Regions from separate parts of the Mus musculus genome. Here region 1 is linked to region 2. A link is a contact called in ENCODE Hi-C or POLR2A ChIA-PET data. All regions are on one chromosome and are shown on one strand. The core of a region is the stretch at or near the end of the contact, and the rest is flanking DNA. Distances in the headings are between cores, read along the strand shown. Region 1 holds the start of Zfp61 (zinc finger protein 61). Region 2 holds the start of Zfp108 (zinc finger protein 108).

What was found. Hi-C counts contacts between places; a loop is a spot of excess contacts on that map. ChIA-PET counts read pairs that join two places held with the same protein, here RNA polymerase II (POLR2A).
Region 1: a map of left cerebral cortex shows a loop between it and region 2 (6-fold over the local background). The contact joins the promoter of Zfp61 here to the promoter of Zfp108 in region 2. A Hi-C loop is called at or near these places in 1 of 37 maps with a recorded cell type or tissue (left cerebral cortex). POLR2A ChIA-PET finds 5 or more read pairs at or near these places in 3 of 5 experiments (Patski and embryonic stem cell).

Annotation. Positions count from the first base shown.
Region 1 is chr7:24,295,011-24,301,268 of GRCm38, reverse strand. It overlaps Zfp61 (zinc finger protein 61), which reads left to right and starts at 1,720. Exons shown (of 7, transcript NM_009561.2): 1 at 1,720-2,076; 2 at 2,894-2,995; 3 at 3,531-3,696; 4 at 5,245-5,290; 5 at 6,188-6,258. The coding sequence starts at 5,288.
Region 2 is chr7:24,249,252-24,256,178 of GRCm38, reverse strand. It overlaps Zfp108 (zinc finger protein 108), which reads right to left and starts at 1,385. Exons shown (of 4, transcript NM_018791.2): 1 at 1,257-1,385; 2 at 289-346. The coding sequence starts at 303. It also overlaps a transcript of Zfp109 not described here.

The DNA of each region.
Region 1 (6,258 bases), core at 471-2,970, 45 kb before region 2:
ATCTCCAACTTGAGTCTAAAGTCAGTGAAATAAACACGGAGCTCAGTTGATTGAAAAGAAAATGATGAGAAACAAGCTAATGAAATAAAGGCAAGCTCTCACTGTATAGGCAACAGCTTCCATCATTTCTTGTAAAGAAGCAGGGACTGAGAAACTTCAGGAGACCAAGGAGAACAAAGCCAGTTTTGGCGGAGAAGGGGCCGGGGGCGGGGCCGGGGCGGAGCTAGTAGAAGCGAAGGGGCGGGGTAGAGGAGAAGGCAGTAGGGACAGAAGGAACTCTGAGACAGCTGAGCCAGGAGAAGCTGAGCTGAGTAGACAGGCAGAGCCGATGTTATAGCTTGGAGCGGTTAGAATGGGGAAAGCCGGAGAAGGACTGTTTACGCTGTTGGAAAACTGAGGGAGGAGTGGCCGGGAGAAATGTTTGAAGGGGCCTGGGCTGGAAACTGGAAGGAGGGAGTTAAGAGAATGGGTTATGCTGTGAAACAGCCAGCCATTTACATCTAGAATTACTACTACGTTGATCAATGGTAATATATTTAACTTTTCTAAGAGCAACTTTAAAAAATACACAGCTGTCCGCTTTGTATTCTTGCCATCAACATGCGATAGTTCAGTTCTCACATGTTATCATTTTCCCCCCACAAGGTAATTTGCCTATATCCATTTCTTTAAAAAAAATTCTAAAGATAAACATGTCCATGTTTGCTACTCTTATTTCTATTGAAATTGCTGAACCATGTTTGAATCTTCACTCCTTTTAAAAAGTTGGCTCTTGTGCTGGGGTTTATGAGTTTTCAAGGGCTGGCAAGGTGGCTCAGCAGGTAAACACTCCTGTTGCCCAGCCTGACAACCTGAGTTGGGTCCCCTGCACCCACATAGTGACTGCAAGGAGATTTACTCCTGTACGCTGTCCTATGACTTCCTCATTTGCGCTGTAACTGTGAGACCCCGAGCGTTCCCCCAAGCCCGTTTTCCCCGATCTCTGGGGATACAGCCAGAAAGAAGCTCTTTGTTCTCTATAGCCAGCAAAAAGCTTTTTTTTTTTTTTTTTTTTTTTTTTTCTGTGCCTTACAACCAGAGATGCGATAATTGTAGGAAGACCTAGCCAGGCCCTTGCTTGGCTCCCTGTGCCAAGGACACGGAGATAGACACAGGAGAGGAGCTATAGCTCACTCCCCCACCTCGCCAGAGAAGAACTGTTGCCAACTCTCCTCCCAACTCCTCCCAATTCCTCACTTTTCCTTTAAAAGACCCCCCCCCTACTGTTACCTCTGGGGGCCGAACTCCCCTGCCCTGCGCGGTCCTCAGCTAGCTGACAATAAAGCCTCTTGTGGTTTTGCATCAGGTGTGGTTTTATTGGGGTGCCAGCTCATCCCGGGACTTGAGCGGAGGTCTCCCCAGTTTCGGGGGTCTCACATAACATGCACGCACGCTCCCCACGCATGCATGAACACACCAATAAATGATTTATTTTATTTATTTATTTATTTTAGTATTTTGGAAAGTTTATTTATTCACTCACTTATTTATTTATTTATTTATTTATTTATGGATGTTTTCTCTGCATGTTTTGTCTGTGTACCTTGTACATGCAGTGCTCGAGGACGCCACGAGAGAGCGACGGGTCCTCCGGAGCTGGAGCAACTACGGTTTTGAGCTCCGCAGTTAGTAGCGCTCTCCGCACCACGTCATCTCTCCAGCGCCAAAGCCTATACGTCCTAAGGCAGACATCCTCCAATGTAAAGACGTTGCTGTCCAAGACTTTCTTAGGGAGTATGGGAAATGAAAAACAACAGGGAAATCCAATACGGGAGGATGGTGCTCCTCCCCTAGCTTCGGGACCGGCCACCCGCGCCTCTGCATCCTCACTTCCGTTACCACTGAGGGAGCCGAGCGTCACGCACGGTTTCTCCACGCGGAATTCTGGGAACTCGTCGGCTTCAGGCTAGCCTGTAGCCATCTGTCCCCCTGGATTTGAGTTATTTTAGCCAGGAACCTCCAGAATGACCCGCTAGATGCTTCTGAGATCGACAGCAATTGCGTCTCGGGTGAAAAGGAAGGAGCGAGGTTTGAAAGGTAAGGAGCAGCGGCGAGCTCCGGAGGGAGCGTCCTGGTGCCTGCAGGCCCTCGGCGCGAGCGGCTTCTGCAGTGCCCCCGCCCCGCCCCGTCCCCGCAGCCCCCTCTCCCTGCCTGCAGCCCTCTCTCTCCCATTCCGCAGCTCCCCTCCCCTCCTGCCCGCAGCCCTCTCCTGCCTTCAATCTCCTTCTCTGGTCCTGCAGCCCTTTCTTGCAACCCACTCTCCCTGCCCTCAGACCCCCTCTTCCGGCCCGCAGCAGCCCTCCCGCCTGCAGCAGCCCTCCCCTTCTGCAGTTTCCCTCTCCCCTCGTTACCCCCCTCCCTCCCTGCAGCCCTCTTTTCCTCTCTGAAGCCCCCTCTCCCTTCCTGTAGTCCCCCTCACTCCTGCAGCCACCTCCCTCCTGCAGCCCCCCTCTCCGCCTGCGGCCACCGCTCCCCTTCTGCAGCTCCCTCCCTGCTCCCGCGGCGCCCACCTTCTCCACCCCCTAGTCGGCTCTGCTTCTGCCCCTGCCGCACTAGCAGATCTCTCTGTGCATATCTTGGGTGTTCTGCAAAAGACAGACATTAGACCTTCCTAGTAGCATACTTGGAGAGAAAAAAAAAAAAAAAAGGATGGTGAAACACTCAAAACTGCCTGGCATGCAGGTCTCATGGAGAGACCATAGTAATACTTCATCCAGTTCTTGGCCGTCACAGTTGTGACCCATCTATGACCTTTAGAGGAAGGAGCTGGCTGCTTGCAGCAGGTACTGGGGCAGGAACTGTGAGATGTAATGTAGGGAATTTTATAATTTTACAATTTTTGGTTTCCCTGCAGCCCTGACTTCCCAAAAAGCAGTGCTGGAAGCCATAAGTGACTAAGATTGGCTGACGCTGGAGGATGTGTGGGTCGTACACCTGGGATTAACTTTTATTAGAGGTGAGTCTATACAGAGTGTTGTGCCCAGATGGCAGAAACCCCGAAGAGACCACCAGGCACCACAACTCGGAAGCAAGCACACGAACATCCTTGTCCTACTTTGAACTTGGGCCACAGACCTTCCCGATGGGACAGGAAGGAGAGTGACCCCCAGCACTAGGTGAAGGGATGGATAAAGGAAAAAAAAAAAACCCACAAGCGGGGGTTTCTAAGCCTTGGCACTGCATGAGAGGGTAAAAGAGTTTTCTTTCCAAGAACCCAAGGGTGGGGGCCATATCCCAGGCTAGCCTCTGACAATAGGCTGTTCAAACCCACATTTTACTGGTCCAAGCTCCCAGAGGAAGCCAGCCAGTATCATGAATATAGGTTAGCACTGGCTTGCAGGGATCTTGAGAGCGGGCTTTGTACATTTATTGAGACCTGTGTGTGTGTACGTGTGTGTGTACATGTGTGTGTGTGTACATGTATGGACGCCGGATGTCAACCTCGGGTTCCCAGGAACCATCCACTGTTTTTCTGTTTAATATTTATGTAGGGGTGGAAAACGTGAGTTGCGGTGTGGGTGTGGCGATTAGAAGACCACGCTGGGGAGATGCTGCCCATCTACCATCCTGTGTATCCTGAGGACCAAACTCGGGCTTGGTGGTAAAAGCTTTTATCCACCAAATCCTCCCTCGTGGACTTCGAGATTGCCTAATTAGGTGAGGCCAGCTGACCAAGAAGCAGGAGAGATGCCATTATCTGCCTTCGCAGAACTGGCTTTATAGATCTGTGTGTGCCACTGGCATGCAGCCCCCTCCTCCCCAACCCCTGACTTTTCAAGTAAAATGTGCCCTTGGGATGAAACGCAGGTCTTTGTGCTTTGCCCAGCAAGCTCTTTACCAACTAAGCCATCTCCCCAGTCCCTGGTATTAGGTTTTTAAAAAAAGTTGTTTTCACCAATTCTTTTTTTTTTTTTAACTTTTTTTCCCCCAAAGATTTATTTATTATTATATGCAAGTACACTGTAGTTGTCTTCAGACTCACCAGAAGAGGGTGTCAGATCTCATTATGGGTGGTTGTGAGCCACCATGTGGTTGCTGGGATTTGAACTGAGGACCTTCGGAAGAGCAGTCAGTGCTCTTACCCATTGAGCCATCTCACCAGCCCTGTTTTCACCAATTCTGGTATTTCCAAATAACTTTTTTTTTTTTTTAACATTATAGACATGGAGATGTCTAAAATTACAGATCATGTTAAAAAAAAAAAAACAGAACTGTTACAACTTTAGTATGCAACTGGAACAATGGCTCTTTTAGTTTGGTTCTGTCAGGTTTTCTTGGGTAAGTTTCTTTTAAATGGCAGCTGTGTTCCTTGGACTGGGCTGTCCCATGCAGCAGTTTAGAAACTCACCGTGAACCAGCAGAGAGAATTTCCTCTCCTGGGACAGTACCCAGGCTCAAACCCTGCCCATCTAACTGAGAACTCCTGCACGTACACCCCAAACCCTGCCCATCTAACTGAGAACTCCTGCACGTACACCCCAAACCCTGCCCATCTAACTGAGAACTCCTGCACGTACACCCCAAACCCTGCCCATCTAACTGAGAACTCCTGCACGTACACCCCTGCAGTCTGCATCCCAGGTGACTCCCACACAGGTCACATGTAAACAGTTCAGGGAAGGGTCTCATCTCAAAATTCAGGCTCAGAAGGGTCACCATGCTGCCTGGCACAGATAAAATGGTGTGGGGTACCCTGTACTCACAGCACTGTGATCCCCCCCTCCCCCCGACCACCACTACCTTGCTTAATGAATATTGTCAACAGTCACAGCTGCTAAAAATCCCAAGCAACGTGAGGCAATGGTGTGTTCCCGACATGCTCCTTGTAGGCTCCCGAGAGTGGATGTATTGCTTTGCGTGTACTAGTGTACTCCCTCCCATCAGGAGTGGGACGCCCACCCAGTACCCATTACAGTGAATTAGCATTAGATGCTATTTCCACGTTTACCATCCTCACCATTATCGCCACTGGAAGTTTAAAACGTTGAGAAAATTGCAAAAAATTAGTACAAGGAGATCTGGTCTGCTGTGCTTGGGCACAGTGTTCTGTGACGAGCTCCTATGTGGAGTTCCTATCGTCCACGCCACCGTTGTCATCCTCTGACCGTAGGCCGCAAGGAACACGCACCCGACTATCTGACAAGGGTCAGCCGCGTGGTCAGTGGCACTGACGAGACTTCTCCTTTCCCATTTCTGTCTTTTCAGGTCTGCACCTCCTGGAAGGAAGGGTAAAAAAGTGAGCGGGCCCATGGTAAGTAGAGCTCGCCCTATTTGTTGTCAGAATGTAACGGGGTCCTCTCAAGCTAGAGGATTGTTCTCCTGTAAGGAGACTCAACGCATTCGAGAGCTGACAAGGTGGCTCAGGGGTTAAGGTGCATGCCTCCAGGCCTGATGACCTAAGTCTGATCCCCAAGATCTACATGGTGGACGAAGAGAACCAACCTCCACAAGTTATCCGCCGTCTTTTACACAAGCACTGTCACACACACATGTGCACACGAGAGCGCACACAGGCAATGAGTAAGTGTGATTTTAAAAATAGGTTGTATGAAAGCACTTGATGTCTTGAGGATATGCCAGGTGCTTGTTTGTCCCTGTAAGTTTAACTGTCCTCCACCTCTTCAGGGCCACTGTGCCTCTAGAGACATTGGTATTGACTTATCTTTTAGGGAGACACAATCAGACATCTGTTTACCCCAAGTAGGGGATCCACAACAGACTCAAGTAACAGTGCCACCCGAAGCCACATTGGTGAATTGGTGGGTCTATTGGGGTTACTCCCAGGAGCAGGATGACTGCAAGGCAGCTGCGTCATGGAAGGGTTTCCCAGAACTTTATGTACGCCTTGCAGACATCTCAATAGGTAGGAGAGGCTCTTCTAGGAAACTCTGTTGACCTGAGTCCCCTAAGCAGTTCTTACTGCTCATATAACTCTATGGCCAGAGGAACCTTGGGCATCTGGTCAGTTTCAGGGAGTTCCTGGGACTAATGAGTTGTATAATCGCAGAATCTCAAGGAGCCTCCTTTTAGAATTTCTTGAGTCTTTACAAGCTTACCCCCCATCTCCCTCAAGAGAAACTATTTTAACTAGGACGATGTTACTAACAGCAGTTGCTTGTAAGATTGAGGTCATCTGTGCTTGTTGTAGGAGGCAGTAACATTCAAGGATGTGGCTGTGGTCTTCACTAAGGAGGAATTCAGGCTGCTGGACTCCGCCCA
Region 2 (6,927 bases), core at 136-2,635:
GCTGGGAACCAAACTGAGCCAGTGCTCTTAACTACTGAGCCATCTCTGCAGCCCACTTTTTCAAATTCTTTTTACTCATCCTTGTACACTTTCCCATGTGCAGTGCACTTTGAGCACATGTCCCACTGTCCTCTCTTATCCCTCCTCCTTCCAGACCTTTCTTCTCAGCAACTTCCCCTCTTCCTTCATGCAGTTCAGAGAGGCTCTGTGTAGAGCACTTGCCCGCCATGCAGGAGTCCTGTTTTCAATCCCTACCACTGTGGGGATGGGGGAAGCAACCCGACTTACCTGTAACTTGGTCATTGTTCTCTTCTCTTTGAGACAAGGCAGGGCTCTGGGAAGCAAGCTGGGGAAGAGAGGCTTCGTGAGAACACTGCTAGGACAGTTGGTCCACGTGGCTTCCTCAGCTTCTCCATCAGCCCCAAGGGCTGTGCGCGCTGACCAGGCTTTTCTGCCTACTTCCTACTAAGCCTCCGGGTTACCAGACTCACTCACCACATTCTCTATTTCTGGAAGCTTCAGGGGTGCTGGGCACTCTTACCTTCACAAGGCTGCCTGTGGTGATGGGTTTCCCAGAAAACACAAATGTTTAAGCAGCCCCAGAAGTCTGATGCATGCTGTGTCATGACTGACCACCAGCCTCAGAAGGGTCTGTCAATTGTGACAGCTATCTTACATGTTATTGTTTCCATACATGGGAGTGAAGTTAAACCTCTCTGTATCCTGCTCTAAAAGGCTTCATAATTAGCAAACATTATTGACCTGCCAGAGCCTCCAGAGTCTCTTTTTCCACATGCACGAAGATAATGACCAATAGAAATCTAAGCCCTGCAAGATGGCTTAGTGGGTAGAAGTGACTTCAGCTGAGCCTGATGGGGCGAGTTCGAGTCCCTGAACACCACACGGTGCAAGGAAAGACCTGACTCTCACAAGTTGTCTTCTGACCTCCATACATAAGCTGTGACACAACCCTCCCCTCTTAAATAAATAAATGCAAAACCAAACCAAATCAAAACAAAAACACATAAAAGTAAGAGTTGCCACTTAAGGCTTTATGACACTGGCCATCTGTCACCACAGCTTCTCTGCCAGGCTCCAGTGGGAAGCTAGACTCTCCCGGGGTTCCACCAGCAGCTGAGATGGGTCCAGGAATCAGGGCAGGAGGCCTCAGGCAGAACCCAGTTAAAAAGGACGGGTCGCTGCCACAGCTGCCCCGCTTTTCCCCGGAATGCAAACTCGTCTCTGAGAGGACACACCGGAATGCAAACTCGTCTCTGAGAGGACACACCGGAATGCAAACTCGTCCCTGAGAGGACACACCGGGGCACAGCGCACAGAAGGCCTGCGGGATGCTCCAAGCTCTCACCTCACTGGAAGGAAGCACTGCCAGGCAGCCTAGCCTTCTGGAGCTGAAGCAAACTTAGCTGCTAATGGCTCCAGAACTACAATTCCCAGAATGCCTCGGCGGAAGTTCATCGGTCTGGAGCTTTTTCTGGGACTACATTTCCCAGAACGAGAAGGTTCCAAGCTATTTTAACTAGAGTGAGGTCGGTGGAAATTGCTTTTTGGGAAATGTAAAAGTACCACTCTCGCTTAGAAAGGAAGTTGTGGGTCCAGACAAAATCAACAGTCTTTAGTCATATTTGGCCTTGTTTCGTTGAGAAATTTAAAATTGACCTTTATAGTGACTACCAGCTAAGTCCCATGGTTTAGAAATCTCAAAGGGTAGGTCTCTGTCTTGGCTGTAGGAAGGTGCAGTAACAGGACCAGAGGGCATAACTATCCTGGCTCCAGTTTTCAACCCTTTAGCCAGGGGGCTTATGGGGAACAGGGTCTCAAGTTTTGCCAACTTCTGGATAGAAAATTCTGTTCCTGAGTCAGATTAGCATAGGTAAGCTCTGGATGCCCTAGTGAGTTCGGTTAACATTCTGTCTAAGCTCCACCATACAGTTACCTGGCAACACCTAGGTATGCTCCTCCCCACAATTATCTGGCAACAGCCTGGTAGGCGGATCCACTATAAAAGTGGTTGCTTGCCCTCTCCTCTTTCTTTTGTCCTCTTGTTCTTTTGCTCTTCCCGTCTTGCTCCTGCTCTGTCCCCTCATACCTTCCCCCCTCTTTCTCCACGTGCTCATGGCCAGCCTCTACTCTTCTCCTCTACTTCTCTCTCCCATTCTCTGCCCTACTACCCTCTAAACTCCCCTCCCCAAGCCCTGAATAAACTCTATTCTATACTATACCATCGTGTGGCTGGTTCCACAGTGGGAAGGGATGTCTTGGCATGGGCCTGTTGAGGCACCCGCTTCCCCCATACCTCACCACACCCCTATAGAACGTATCCACCCCACCCCACCCCCATTTATCATTTTATAAACATATCAAGTTCTACTTCCCAGTCTGCATAAGGAGGGAAGAGGGTCCTAGGATTTGAGTATAATGGGGTGGTGGGTCTTACAGTTTGGTTTGCAGGTAAGTTCTATTTTAATGTAGGGGTCCCTGTCTGTCTTCCATCCTATCCCCTAATTTTCACATTCTCAGTGGTGGCAATAGAAAGTCCCTGGAAGGTTGCAAGTGGAACTTAAATCAGCAGGGCAGGTGCTACATCTACTCCAGTAGTGACACGTGCAACTGGCCCCAAAAACCTGGGCACTGTCCTGAGGCAAAAAGTCTCCTGGAACTGTGGCATCCTGAATAACGAATGCTCCAATGTCCATGCTTTAGTTGGTAAACAGATCTGTGTGCTTTCCCTTAATATTACTTTATTATAAGTGCTTCTAAGGATTCATTTTTGATATTTAGCTAAGTTAGATTCCTCATCAATCCTAGGCAGTCCTTGAGCCGACCAAGGGCTTTGAATTCAGTAAGAATGTTGCCTATTCAGTGACATTCAGAATTGCCTCTAGTATTGTAAGAGAGATAGTGAAAGAAATCAGGCATTATTATCTACTACATAGAGTTAGAAATCTCAGGGCAAACTACTCCCATATGCAGGAATTTACCATTATTTAGGAAGAAGGAAGGTTGTGGTCTAAGGAGGAACCAGAGTAGATACTTAGAACTATAGATAGCTGAGTTACACCCATACACAGGAATTTACAATGGCCTAAGGGGGAGGTGGACTATACAATAGACTAGAATAGGAACTATGGCAAGGGCGCGAAGCCCTTGCCCCTGACTGTTGCGGCCGCCAGCAGCTCGCAACATGAACGGTTCGACTGAGAAGGCCACTCGAGCTGTAAGAGAGGAATCTAGACGGGGCGAAAGAAGAAACGGAGCTAAGACAAATTTATTCTGATCAAAGCTCAAATTTTATTGTTGCGACACTAGTTATAAAGGAAGGGGGAGGGGACCCGACTCCCGCTAATCTCTGGTCCAGTAGAAAGGTGCACGTGTGTGGCTCCGCAGGTTCTAGCAGTGGGCCTGGCAGAACGAATGAGCAGGAAGCTCCACCCCTGAGCAAGCAGGTTTCAGGCTGGGGGAGGGGAGACTACACCTGACTTCTAAGATTAAGTGGACCTTAGGTGGAGCTGCTTTTGATCCCAGTTGTTAACATTGTATTTTATCCGAGTTGGTTCCTGCCAGTCCTTTGTAGGCATTCCTCTGTTTTGTGTCATATACTTCGATGTACCTTGCCTGCTGTGATATCCGACTCCTTTGCTTTCTGTATTATAAGACTAGTGCTTGCTTTAAGACATTACATTCAGATCCACACTCCCTTGTGTCATGTCTGTTTGTCACCCCTCCTTCTTCCCGACTCTTTGCCTACCTGTAACCGAAACCCAAGTTTCGCCCATGGATCAAGGACCCAAGTGAGGTTCATCTGTGGCAGCTGGCGCCTTGAACCAGGACATCAGACAGGTAAGTCTTTTCTCTCCTTTTTCCCTTTTCGTTTTTTACTTCTCAGGCAAGGATAGGATCTCATCAGAGCGCTGCAGGCCCACTGATAAGAATCGTCAGTTTGAGGAGGACAAGTAAGTTTTACCATGGAGCAGTCAGAATCGAAAAAGAAATGGTTGTTTCTGTCGGTCTTTAAGCACGTGTTGTCTGGCAGAGGTCTAAAGGTCTCGGATAAATCCTTACAAGAATTTTATTATTTCGTGCAAAAAAAAAAAAAAAAATCAGCCCTTGGTTTCCAGAGAAGGGAAGCTTAACATTGGAGGATTGGAAGCGAGTAGATAAAGTTATGAGGAAGTTTCATGAGGAAAATTCATCTAGGGAAGTCCCCAGTAATGCCTTTACTCTGTGGCAACAAATGAGGGATATACTGACTGAGAAAAAAGACTTAGAATTTCTTGCAGAGGAATCTCCTTCAGAGCCCTCTGATGATCAGAAAGTGAGACCATCTGCTTGTAAAAGGAAATCCTGCTATACAGGCAAAAAAGAGGAAAGCTTAGAAAATAGTGAATCAGAGACAACTGATGGCGAAAGTGATGAGGAGTGGGAAGGAAGAGATCGTTTTCATAGCTGCCGAGGCAGCAGTGGGGAGGAGTCTTTAATCATGGCACCAGTCACTTGTAAACCTGTACCAAAACCATGTTGACTTTTGCCACCAGTTGGTTTTGACGCTGTCATGGCAGAGGCAAAAAGACCAGGAGATTTTACTCTCACTTGCCCAGTTATTTACGTAGAAGGTAATGAGCACTGATGGGAACCTTTGCCGTTAAAAACTCTTAAGGAACTACAGTCAGCAGTAACGACACTGGGCCCCACTGCACCTTACACCTTACAGGTTTTGGATGTAGTAGCAAGCCAGTGGCTTACTCCTTACAATTGGCATCAAACGGCAAAGGCTACTCTCACTCCTGGAGATTTCATTCTCCGGAGAACAGAGTATGAAGAGGCCAGAAAGCTAATACAGGAAACTTCTTCATCGAGAAGTGGAACTAAGCCCATGACGTCCATGCTTCTTGGGCAAAAGGACTGCGCTAAGCCAGCAGTGCAACTAAAAATTCCAAAGGCAGTGTTGGAGAAAATTAATCAGATAGCTGTATCCAGCTGGCAGAGTTTACCTCTGCCTGGGGCTAAGTCCACAGTCCTTTCAGGAATTAGGCAAAAGCATGATGAGTCTTATGAGAGTTTTGTGGCTACATTGGAAGAGGCAGTTTCTAGAATGCTTCACCCCTCAGAAGGGACTAATATATTAATAAAACAATTGGCTTGGGAAAACGTGGACACCTTGTGCCAAGACCTGATCAGACCAATCTGTAAAACAGGTTTCCTACAAGATTATATTAAAGCATGTGTAGATGCCTCACGGGCCGTAATTCAGGGGATAGCTTACGCCGCAGCAATGAGAGGGGAGAAATTCAGCACCTATGTCAGAAATACTTACAGGAATGGAAAGCGTTCCCAAGGGAATGAAGCTGCAGGTTTCAGGTGTGGAAAACCGGGACACCTGAGGAAGGATTGTAAAAATCCCTCAGGAAACAAGAAGGACCTTCCTCCAGGTCCCTGCCCACGCTGTGGCAAAGGAAAGCACTGGAAGAATGAATGTAAATCAAAGGTTCATAAGGATGGGACTCTGCTCACTAAAGAAGCAGGAAAGACTAGTGAGACAAAAAACTAGATAGCGGGCCGCCTCTTATCCCCGGGAAAAGAGAGGCACAGAGTCAAGAGGGTGGTAAAGAATCCATTCCTCTGAATCCGGAGGCTCCAGAGTTTACTATCCACCATTTACCTAGAGCTACCCCGGGGAGTGCGGGGCTAGACCTGGCAGCTTTAATAGATGTTATAATTTCTAGTTGGGATGGTGTGCATCTCATCTCCACTTCAGTGTTGGGTACCTTGCCTCCAGGGACTGTAGGTCTTATCATAGGACACAGTTCCAATTATAAGAAAAACTTTGAGGTGGTCCCTGGAGTTGTAGATTCTGATACTTTAGGTGAAATTAAAGTTATGGTTAAAGCGTTTAAGGAGACAGTTTAGCTTCATAAAGGTCAGAGGATAGCTCAGCTCTTATTATTACCTTATTTGCCACTCCCCAATCCTACATTGAAAGGAGAGTGAGGCAAGGGACAATTTGGGTCTACAGATGCTGAAGCCTGGGTGCAGGAAATTAATAATCAGAGACCTTTTAAGGATATTGTTATCAATGGGAAATCATTTAAGGGCCTTCTAGATACAGGTGCTGACAGGTCCTGTATTGCAGGTAGGGATTGGCCTTCATCTTGGCCTGTTCATCGGACATCCTCTACTCTACAAGGGCTGGGGATGGCTGCTAATGTAGCCCAAAGCTCGCAAATATTAAAATGGAAGTGTGAAGGAAAAACAGGGCCTTACATCATAGCTTCCCTACCTTTTTCACTTTGGGGAAGAGACATTATGGAGGCTATGAATGTTAAACTGGTTACATCAGAGCATTTAAGTTGGCAGAATTTTTCATAGGGGTCACTGATGAGCATTTATATGCTGATAAAATACAATGGAAAGATCCAGAACCTGTGTGGGTTAATCAGTGGCCCCTAACTGAGGAAAAGATACAGGCTATTGAAGAGCTAGTGAAGGAACAGTTAGAGAAAGGGCATATAGAGGAATACAACAGTCCATGGAATACTCCAATATTTGATATAAAGAAAAAATCAGGGAAATGGAGACTTTTGCAAGATCTTAGAGCAGTAAATTCTACTATTCATGATATGGGAGCCTTGCAACCAGGGCTCCCTTCACCAGTTGCTATTCCAAAACAATACGATATTATAGTTATAGATTTACAGGATTGCTTCTTCACAATAAAATTGCATCCTGAAGATTCCAAAAGATTTGCTTTTAGTGTTCCCTCAATGAATTTGCAAAGGCCTTATAGGAGATTTCAGTGGAAAGTTTTACCTCGAGGAATGAAGAATAGTCCTACATTGTGCCAATAATTCATAGATAAGGCTTTATTGGAAGTTAGAAAATCATTTCCTCATGAGAACATACTTCGCTTTA